2 separate regions of the Homo sapiens genome follow, and region 1 is linked to region 2. Evidence: chromatin contacts called from ENCODE Hi-C data. All regions are on one chromosome and are shown on one strand. Each heading gives the region's core, a stretch centred on a gene start or an enhancer-like site at or near the end of the contact. The rest is flanking DNA. Distances are from core to core; before and after follow the strand shown.

Region 1 (5,066 bases), core at 1,803-4,302, 46 kb after region 2:
TCCTGGGTCTCATATTTATAGAATGCCTAGTTTACTTAACTCTATACTATTCTCTTCATACAAAAGAAATGTTACAAACTACAGAGGTATGAGGTGAGGAGGAGTCTTTAGGTGGGGTTCAGAACATGCTACCCCAAAATAGGGCAATGTAGCATTTGAGAAAACAGCAGAATCAGGAAGTTCACTCTCACTTTCCCGTCACCCTGAAGCAAGTGATAAAACCTTCATTCCAGAGGAACCCTCCTAATACCCAGAGGGAAAGAACATCCTTGTGCTCAAAGACACAAAGAAGACAAGAAGAACCTGAACAAACAGGCCTTAAGTCTGCCTAGTTTATTACCATTAGATCATATCTCTTTTGCCAGTCATACTTCTGCATGGCTGCCCACTCTTCATCAAATTCAGCATAAAAATACACAGGTTTCCCTTTTTCTTTAGGTCTTCACTTCTCTGTCATGTAAAACTTATGTTAAATTAATGCATATGCTTTTCTCTTGTTAATCTGTCTTTTATTATAGGGGTCTTAGCCATGGACCTAGCAATGGATAAGGAAAAGATATTACTTTTTTCCCCTACACTTTTATTTTACAGAAAACAGCATGCTACCATTTTATAGACTACTTCAGGATTACAAACAATGGGTAAGTTTAAACTAAGTAGTTCTCCTCTGCTGAAATAATAATAAACTTCACTCTCTTAGCCTAAAGGCCTCAGGATTCCTTGAAAAAACTGGGCACAGACAAATAAAACTAGGCACAACCTAGGAGTTCAAGAGAAGAGAGTATCAGTTATCAAGAAAAGTGTCCACCTTATTTGTTGATTCAATATACATGTATTAAATTGTATTACATGCAAAGCACTAAAGAAGATGTTTTGGGGAAAACACAAAGAAGACAGTGTCCAAAAAGAATTTAGTGTAAGAAAGGAAACAAATATATACAAAAGTCACTATAAAACCATGTGGAAAGATTTGATTGTCAAAAATGAAGTGCAGACAACATGCTCTGAAACTTCAACAGAGGTTCAGTTCAATAAACATTTATTAAATGCTCAATATGCCAGTCCTTTAAGAAATGTAGAGTGAAATAAGTGAAACAAGTATATAAGCAGATAATTTCAATTTAATTTTGAAGTATTATAACAGAATGATATAGTTGGACAACTACATTTTTGCCATCAAATAGTTGTTAGAAATGAAATAGAAAAGGTAAGCAGAAGCCAATTTAGGAGAATCTTAGACATTATGCCAAAGAATTCAGATTATCCCAAAAAATAGGGAATCAAAGAAGGGTTGAGGTGAGAAATGATAGGGAAGAGTAGAGGGGTCAAATGGGAAAACATTTTAAAAGTAAAGCTCTCACAGACTTATTTATTATTTTACATTTTTCTTTGATTTTTAAATGTATTCAAAATAACTTAAAGCTTATAAAAATTTTGCAGAAATAGGACAAAAAATATCATGTACCTTTCACATGCATTTCCAGCTATATAGTTGTTTATGGTAGCTGGTCTTATCTAGTACCAGGTACTTCATTATGTCAATGTCTTCGTCATTGCAAACCTTTAAAAAGTCTGGCTGACTACTATGCAGGTATGCAAATAATAAAAAAGGTTTCTATAAACTAACAGAATTTTTTTCAGGATACACTGTTAAAGTAAAACAAGCAAAGTGCTAAAGAACACGGTCATCCCCTCAGTACCCATGTGGAGTTGGTTCCAGAAACCTTCACAGATACCAAAATTTGTGTATGCTCAAGTCCCTCATATAAAGTGAAGTAGTATTTGCATATAACCTACACATATCCTCCCAGATACTTTTAAACATCTCTAGATTACTTATAATACCAAATACAATGGGAACGCTATAAAAATAGTTGTTGTACTGTATTTTTATTTGTATTATTTTCATTGCCATACTGTTATTTTTATTGTCTTTTAATATTTTCGATTTCAGGTTGATTGTATATGTGGATGCAGAACCTGTGGCTAAGAGAAGTTCAACTGTGTCTATAATATGCTATCTTCCGTGTAAGTGTAGGGGCAAAGGAAATTTTCCGCTCCCTCTCTGAAGGTTCCAGTTTGCTAAAATAAACTGATAACATGAAAAACGGTACGTAAATGTATTAACATGCAAGTGTGCACATACAAACTATGTATGAGCCATACAAAATTGAAACACAAAAAAGGATGAGATGGCTAATGCTTAAATAGCACCCTCTTCATAGAGGACAAGGAGATGAGGGAATGTAGGCAATTTTTAGGGGTAGTAAATGATTTTTAGGAGAGTTGATTGGGCCCAAAGAACAGATCATCATTTGTGAATTGCTGTGTTTGGAAACTGAATGGGACCTTAAGAACAGACAATAGTTTGTGACATTCTGTCTAGATATGTAATATTCCTCAGTCTTTCTTCCTGAAATATGAGTTTACTCCTCTCTAAATAATAAAATTTCAGGGAAGGTATCCAAAGCAATTATGTTCCTTCTGGAGTAGCTTCAGATAAAGAACCTTCAGAGAGTTCGACCCTGTGCTTGGGAAGAGACACAGAAGGTCAAAAAGTCCTTGATTCTGAGGCCTTCTAATTTCCTTTAATTCAAGTGCTAAGCATGTCAAAGAGCTATACTTTTGGGTATCATTTTCTAAGCCCCAACATAAGAAAGAAGGGAAAATAAAAACACATACATGTATCTTATTTGTCCTATGGGGGGAAAAGTTTCCCCAAGCCACCTAGGATTCCTGGCTAAGCCTAAAAATAGGAGAAAAGCACATAATTTTAATTCAATAAAAGTTTATATATTACATGGCAGCGAGCCATCATAAGGAAATGAAGATCCAAAGACCCAAGGAAAACTGTATTTTAAAAAATAAATCTGATAAAAGCAGTGCAGAGTTGTGAAGAAACATGACTGGACAAAAAGGGGTATGATCTAATGGTAATAGACTGGAGGGACAGGGGAGAGGAGAAGGAACTTCAGTAAGGCCTGTTTGTTCAGATTTTTTCCTGTGTCTCTGTATGACATTCTTTCCCCCCACATATACAGCAGGATACTTGCCTCGTAAGAACCTTTAGGGTAAAAGGGAGGCCAGAGAGTGACCTTTCCAGGTTTCATGCTTGCTTTGGGGAAGAGGAATTCTAGTTTCTATGACTCACCCAAGGGGAGAGTAATTCTGCTTTCTATGACTCAGCTTGGGCAGGAAAAATAGTGGGGAAAGGTGAATAGAAGAAAGTCAAAGAAACTCTGAGCCCCTTACAATCTCCTTCAGTTCAAAGTACTCAGCATGACAAAGTACCATAATTTGAGGTATCATGTTCTGAGCCCAACACTACAAAATTCAAGTTAGGAAGGTTAAATAATGTCCCAGGTTGGCAACTATCTGAGGCTGGTATTGCACAGGTGGTAAAAAGAATTTACCAAGACAGCTGTACGTAAAGAAAGGCAGGTTTGAGAAAGTAGGAAAATGCATTGCAAGAAAACAACAGGTAGGTCAGCAGGAGAGGAGGTGACTGACAGGAGAGAGAGACTTGCTGGGGATTTTATAGGATGATGTTTGTGCTGTGTGCTGAAGAGGGCTTTCTCTTTTTGCTTTCCCTTGGTCCCACCAGCCCAACTCCCCTTCTCTAATTAGGACTCCACAAATAAGGCATAACAAATAAAAAAAAAAAACAGGGGAGAAGGGAAAGCTCTTCCTTACAGGAAAATGTCAACAAATACACGTAGAAGAAATGAGGCAATCAGAAAACTACCAACCGGAAGACACCATAGTAATAATTGTTTGGAAAAGAAGGTGATACACAAAATATTTACCTAAATGCAAAATATCTCAAGGGGTGCCAGATAAGATAGCCAATTAGAAGCAGCTGCAGTCTGCAGCTGTCACAGGGAGGAGTGAAAACAGGAAGCGAATTCTGTACCTTCAACTGAGGTATCCAGGTTATTGCATTAGGACTGACTAGGTAGACAGCTGGACCCATGGAGAGTGAGGAAAAGCAGGGTGAAGCAATGGCCCACGGAGCAGCACAGAGCCAGGGGAACCCCCACCTCCAGCCAAGGGAGGTGGTGAGTGATTATGCACCCTCATCTGGGAAACCATGGTTTCCCCATGGATCTTTGCAAACTGTAGATCAGGAGATCCCCTCGTGAGCCAATGCGACCAGGGCCTTGGATCCGAAGCAGAGAGCTGTGTGGAAACTCCACATAATGGCCACTGGGGCATGCACAGAGGCCCAAGGGTTTTGTATAATCTGGCCCTGGGAATTCCAGTGAGGTGGGAGATCCATCCACGCATTACGCTAGGAAGGGGGCTGAATCCAGGAGTTAAGTGGCTTCATTCTGTGGGCCCTACTCCTACAGCACCTTACAGGTTAAGACCCACTGGCTTGGAATTCCAGCCAGCCAGTGGCAGCAGGCTGGAGACTGCCTGAAACAGACCAAGTTCCTGGGGGGAAGGGCAGCCACCATCTCTGAAGTTAAGAGTGGGCCATTCTACCCTGCCAGCTCCAGGGAGTCCAGGCTGTCTGGACTGGAAGGAGTTCCCCACAATACAGCATAGCTGCCATGCCAGATCATGGCCAGACTGCTGCTTTAACTGATCCCTCCCTCCTCACTGGGTGGGGCCTCCCTGTGGGAATTACAGCAACTTCAGCCAAGTTTTTCAGACAGAACTCTGATCTCTCCCTAGGATGAAGCCCCAGGGGGAAGTGGCCACTGTCCCTGTGGTTCAGCTGGCTTAGATGTTCCAGCCTGCTGGCACTGAAGAGTCCGGGCATTCTGGACGAGGGGGGGTTCCGCCCAGTGCAGCACACCTGCTTTGCTAAGGGGCAGCCATACTGCTTGTTTAAGTGGGTTCCTGAATCCCTTCCTCCGGACTGGGTGAGTCCTCCCAATAAGGGTCTCCAGACGCCTCCTACAGGAGCGTTCTGGCCAGCATCAGGTTGGTGACCCCCTGAAATCCATTAGCTCCCAGAGGAAGGAGAAGGCTACCCTCTTTGCTGTTTCACAGCCTTCACTGATGATATCTCCAGGTGCTGAAGGGAACAAGGTGACCAGGGTCTAGAGTGGACCCCC
Region 2 (5,449 bases), core at 1,735-4,234:
GTAACATCCATTCAGCTCCTGTATGCATAGTGCTGGTGTCATCTGTGGCTAGTTGGACAAATTCCAAGTAATAATTACTATTATAGTTTTTTAAGTTCCTTTTGTAGGTTACTTGGGATAAAGCCATTTAATGATACTGATACACTTTGTTCTCTGAAATGTAAACCAGTATAAAAAAGTAGCCGAACTGCTGTGAACCTCTTCCTAGACAAGTTTGTATCCTGAAAGTTGAGTAAAACATAATGTATTCCACTTAAAAAAATTATATTATTTCTCCAATTATTTTATAACCTGATAATTTAGGAGAATAACATCATTTTTTAATTTTCTATTGCACACCTTTCTAACTCACTTTAATGTTTTCATAGTAAAATATACTACATTAATATTGTTATTCTTTTATAGTATATTTATGATAAATATGTTATATATATATTATAAAGTCAAATAATTTTCCCCAAAAAATACCATGCTATATTAAATCACTAAGAAATTAAATGAACATGAGTTGGCATTCTTTTATCAAACTGAAAAGCAGATCTGACTGCTTTAGTTTTTGTTTAATAAAAAGGTGCAATTGTCTTCTAAGTATTTTGTACTTAAATTTTAGAAATTTCAATTATGATCATGATAATTTGGTTTATCATAGATGTGATTCAATTGCCATTTTCCAGGTGTATATAAGGAATTTTACCTCTATTAGTCCATTTCTTTTATACAAAAATGACACTTCCAAGTATCATTTCAGGCTCACCAAATATTCACAGATAAGTTTACCAATTGGCTGTCTCTTAACTGAATAGTTTCTCCATCAGAGTACAAAGATTTCTTTCACAACTATTTATTGTGAAATGCACATTATATATACACATGTACATATGTGTGTACATGTATGTATATATGCTAAAACATTTGTGTATATGTGCACATGAGTCTATATATACACACACAGAAGTACATGGATATCTACATAAGAGTGTTGTGTGTGTGTGTAGTATGTATGTATGTGTGTGTGTAAATTAGAGGAAGGAAGAATTTCACCCACTCATTCACTTATTGAACAGTGAAATAGCTATCAAATGTCTGTTAAATGAAAGAATCAATCAACACTTGTAGTACATCTGCCAGTACCATGGTAAGTGATCAGCTATAAATACAACTAAGAACTTCCCCTGTCCTCAAGGAATTCACATTCTAGCAAGAAATAGGCACATGGAAAAGCTAACTACACAACCAGATAAAGACTATAACAAAGATGCAGACAATGTGCGGAGAACATGGAGGCTGATGGGCTCAGTCTAGTAGGACAATACCAAGGAAAGTACTTAAAGAGAAATCCGCATTTAGCTGAATCTTAAAGGTTAAGAAATGTATTAGGGAAGTATCAAGCTAGGAAGTTGAGAGGTATTCCAGGCATAAGAAAAAACAGGCACAACGAAGAAACAAGAGGATGAAATTCAAATTATTTGGGGAAACCAAATGTTATTGATTATAGTTGACTAAGGCATGAAAGGTAGTGGGATCTGAGATAGGCAGTTAGGCAAGGGATACAACATCGAGGGCCATGTGCTGCAGGGGAAACAATGCAGACTTTATCTTGAAGGGCAGTGCTTCTCAAACCTTAATGTGCAAAATCAACTAAGGATACAAATCAATTATCGATCTTATGAAAACGCAGATTCTGATTCAGTAGTTTCACACGGGGACTAAGATCCTGCATTTCCAGCAGTTTTCTAGCAGATGATATTGCATTTGGTGAACAAACAAAATTTTGAATAAGGGAGCAGTAGGGGACAGGGAATCCCTGAAGGATTATAACGAGAGTTGCAGAGTTGTGATATACATGCAAATTATATATATATATACACACACACACATAAATGCACACACATATACACACATATATATGTATATTTATACACATATACACACACATATTTATACACACACATGCATGTATGTGTGTCTGTATATATATTATATATATATATATATATATTTTTTTTTTTTTTTTTTTTTTTTTTGAGACAGAGTCTCGCTCTGTCGCCCAAGCTGGAGTGCCATGGTGCGATCTCGGCTCACTGCAAGCTCCACCTCCCGGGTTCATGCCATTCTCCTGCCTCAGCCTCCCAAGTAGCTGGAACTACAGGCACCTGCCACCACACTCGGCTAATTTTTTGTATTTTTAGTGAAAACGGGGTTTCACCGTGTTAGCAAGGATGGTCTCGATTTCCTGACCTCGTGATCCGCCCGCCTCGGCCTCCCAAAGTGCTGGGATTACAGGCGTGAGCCACCATGCCCGGCCTGTATGTATATTTTTTAAGGGAAGGTTCAAGTTAATGGTGTGGAAAATGTATAGGAGTGGAAAGATAGGAAAGGTAGGAAGACAAATAGGGATTCTATTGTAGAAATCCAGGTAAGAATTAGTGAGTCTCTGAAAAAGACCACTGGTAGTAGAAATTGTAAATAAAGGACAGATTATAAGGAATAGAATAAATAAGGATTGGGGCTGTGGGAGATTTAGGAATAAATAAAAATCAAGGTTAACTCCTACTTTTCTAACCATGACAACTGGGATAGTGGCATACAAAGAAATTGAGCACAGAGCAGAGTAGGAGAACTGTTTATGCTTGGAAGACTCCAGAGAGTAAACATTTTCCGGGAACTTTCGGCTTAAATTTACTTAATAGGTAAATAGAATTCCAAATTCCAAGAACTCATTCATTTACTCTCAAACCCGTTTCTCATAAAACCTGTCATCTCCAAAAGGTTAGCTCGAGAACTGAATTACTTAGATACAAAGAAAGTGATATGTGTGGGTAAGCATATTAAAACAGAGATATGAGGGGCAAAGGTTATTTTCATAGGCTTTTGAATCTGGTACTATCTTTGAACGCACAAATGGAAGAAGAAGCTAAAACATTTGGTATCTTTCTCTCACCAGTAAGAGGCTATAAACCTGCAAAGTATTATTCACTGAAGCCAGAGGAAATCCCCATCACCATGACTACACAAATAGAAATTTGCCACCAGAGTGGTAACTAGCTAATTGAATTAGTGAAATTTATCCTTCAGTGTCAGACTCCCAGAAATGAGGAAATGAGAGAGAAAGAGGAGAGGGAACAGAAACACCATCAGCTGCTATTTATTGGCTATGTGTATACATAGTTGCTACACTAAACCTTATGTGTATGTTGGCACTAGCTACTCCCCTTGTCTGGGATGTTCTTTGCCAAGACCTTCACAAAGGTGATCCTCTTAGATCTTCTTTTAACTTAAGTTTGCTTAAGTATTTATGTGACCTGTGTCACTTAAGATTACTTCTAACACATATACAGACACAGCTCTCATTTTTCTCTACCATACGGTGATGCTAATGGTAATGAAAGATGCCAATTTATGCTAGGATATCTTATTTTCAATAATTTCTCTCATCCTTTCCATGTATAGAGTACTTCGTACTTTTCAAATATATAAACTAATTTGATTCTGTACAATAATCCTGTTCAGGAACTACTGATAAGCCAGTATTATTACCCCATTTCAGACTTGAGAAAAATAAGGGTCAGAGAGGATAAAGTGAGTTTACTAAGATTACTAGTATAATAAATGGAAACCTCAAGTCTATATTTTCTGAATCTTGATCCAACACATATTCTCAGATTGCCTTTGGTGAAACATACATACATGCAACAAGACAGGTCCCTCAGGTAGCTATAATCATGGGTAATCTGCTTTAAGAAAATCTTATATTCCAAACATTCAAATTAAATAATGGATAAATACTAAAGGGCAGTGATGAATTCTTTTTTGTACATCATGAAAGATTTATAATATTTTTTAAAGTTTTGAGCACAGTAAAATTTTTTTTTTTTTTGAGACGGAGTCTCGCTGTGTCGCCCAGGCTGGAGTGCAGTGGCGCAATCTTGGCTCACTGCAAGCTCCGCCTCCCAGGTTCACGCCATTCTCCTGCCTCAGCCTCCCAAGTAGCTGGGACTACAGGCATCCGCCACCATGCCAGGCTAATTTTTTGTATTTTTAGTAGATACGGGGTTTCACCGTGTTAGCCAGGATGGTCTCGATCTCCTGACCTCATGATCTGCCCGTCTCGGCCTCCCAAAGTGCTGGGATTACAGGCGTGAGCCACCGTGCCCAGCCTGAGCGCAGTAAATGTGTAAATGTTATCTAAGTTGTAAAATTTCATTTGCAGTTGTTTCCTCTGCAGACCCACATTTGTCTGAGAATATAAGATTTATGTAAAGGTCTTATAAAGGACAATACTCTCAGTCTCATAGCTCTTCATAGCATTGTGTTGTTTTTACTCACAGAATCAAAAAGGGCTAATGTTATGAAGTAACATCCTGTAATCATGTTTGGAGGGAAAACCATTTACTACAGATGTGTTAACAGATGATTGGTATGATTCATATAATAAAGTTTTATTTTATTTCTAAAAGTTTAGTTTTACAGACTATGGATATATGTCTGAAAAACTACAAATCTACAACTAATTGTAATTTTAAATTAAGCCCTATATAAGTGCATTGCTTTTATTTAATTAGATATTTAGGTTGAGAAGGAATGAAATGCAAAGTATATTATCAAGAGTATATTTTAACTAAATAATAACTTTGTTGTGATTCAATCAGGAGAGAATAATAGTGAATGGGAACATGGATATTAGAGTCATAAAGACTTGAGTTGGAATCCCCACTATAAAACTTATTATTTCTGTGAATGCACCTCATCTTTAAGATATGAAGGATCACCAGGTTGGTCTAAAGACTAAACGTGTTTTTATTAAATTCAAGTACCTTCAATGTCCCAGACATTATACACACACACACACACACACACACACACACACACACACAAGAAAAAGGAACACAGTTCCTTTCCTTATGGAGTTTCTGTCTAGTCAAAAGAAAGACAAAATAATCACACAAATCAGTATGCACTATGAGTTGCTATGTGTGGAAATGTGGCATAAAAATCAGAGTGTACTCCAAGAATACATAAAATTTTAGGAAAGGTAGTGACATGTAAGGTGACATCTGGAATATAAGTAGAATTTAGATGGGTGGATGGTCATCTAGAAAAAAAAATAACAAATGGAAGTCGCCGAAACCAAAACATGGTTGACACCTTCAAAGAACGGCGGGAAGCCAGCAAGGCCAATGTGTCCTTTAGTTTAATGAAAGATAGGGAAGGTAACACAGATTTAAAAGATGGTCTCGTCCATGTATTTTCAACATTCTTGGAGTGTAAAATACAAGGTATAATGAAAGAAGATAAGACATGAGAGAAATTTAGGTTCTAAGTCAAAAGAGAATCGTATACTTTGGTAAGAATTTGTGTAACTACTCATCTTTCAATAGGTTGCTGAGAGTGATGTTGTTGGGTTTGTGTATTAGAATGATCCTCTTGCAGCTGGATGGAATACTTAATA

Evidence for each region. A loop is a pair of places that touch in the nucleus more often than their neighbours do.
Region 1: a loop to region 2 is called in a map of PC-9, with 2.5 times the contacts of the local background. The contact joins two enhancer-like sites. A Hi-C loop is called at or near these places in 2 of 168 maps with a recorded cell type or tissue (Caco-2 and PC-9).

What each region holds. Positions count from the first base shown.
Region 1 is chr11:85,167,284-85,172,349 of GRCh38, forward strand. The region is part of intron 4 of DLG2 (discs large MAGUK scaffold protein 2); the gene reads right to left. Among named protein-coding and RNA genes, the nearest start is that of DLG2, 460 kb to the right of the region's middle. Within about 2 kb of position 3,053, at least 4 of the 41 ENCODE cell types and tissues checked have a DNase peak (open chromatin) inside an H3K27ac peak, as active enhancers do.
Region 2 is chr11:85,120,972-85,126,420 of GRCh38, forward strand. All of the region lies in intron 5 of DLG2 (discs large MAGUK scaffold protein 2), which reads right to left. Among named protein-coding and RNA genes, the nearest start is that of DLG2, 500 kb to the right of the region's middle. RefSeq lists an enhancer at 2,924-2,973. Within about 2 kb of position 2,985, at least 2 of the 41 ENCODE cell types and tissues checked have a DNase peak (open chromatin) inside an H3K27ac peak, as active enhancers do.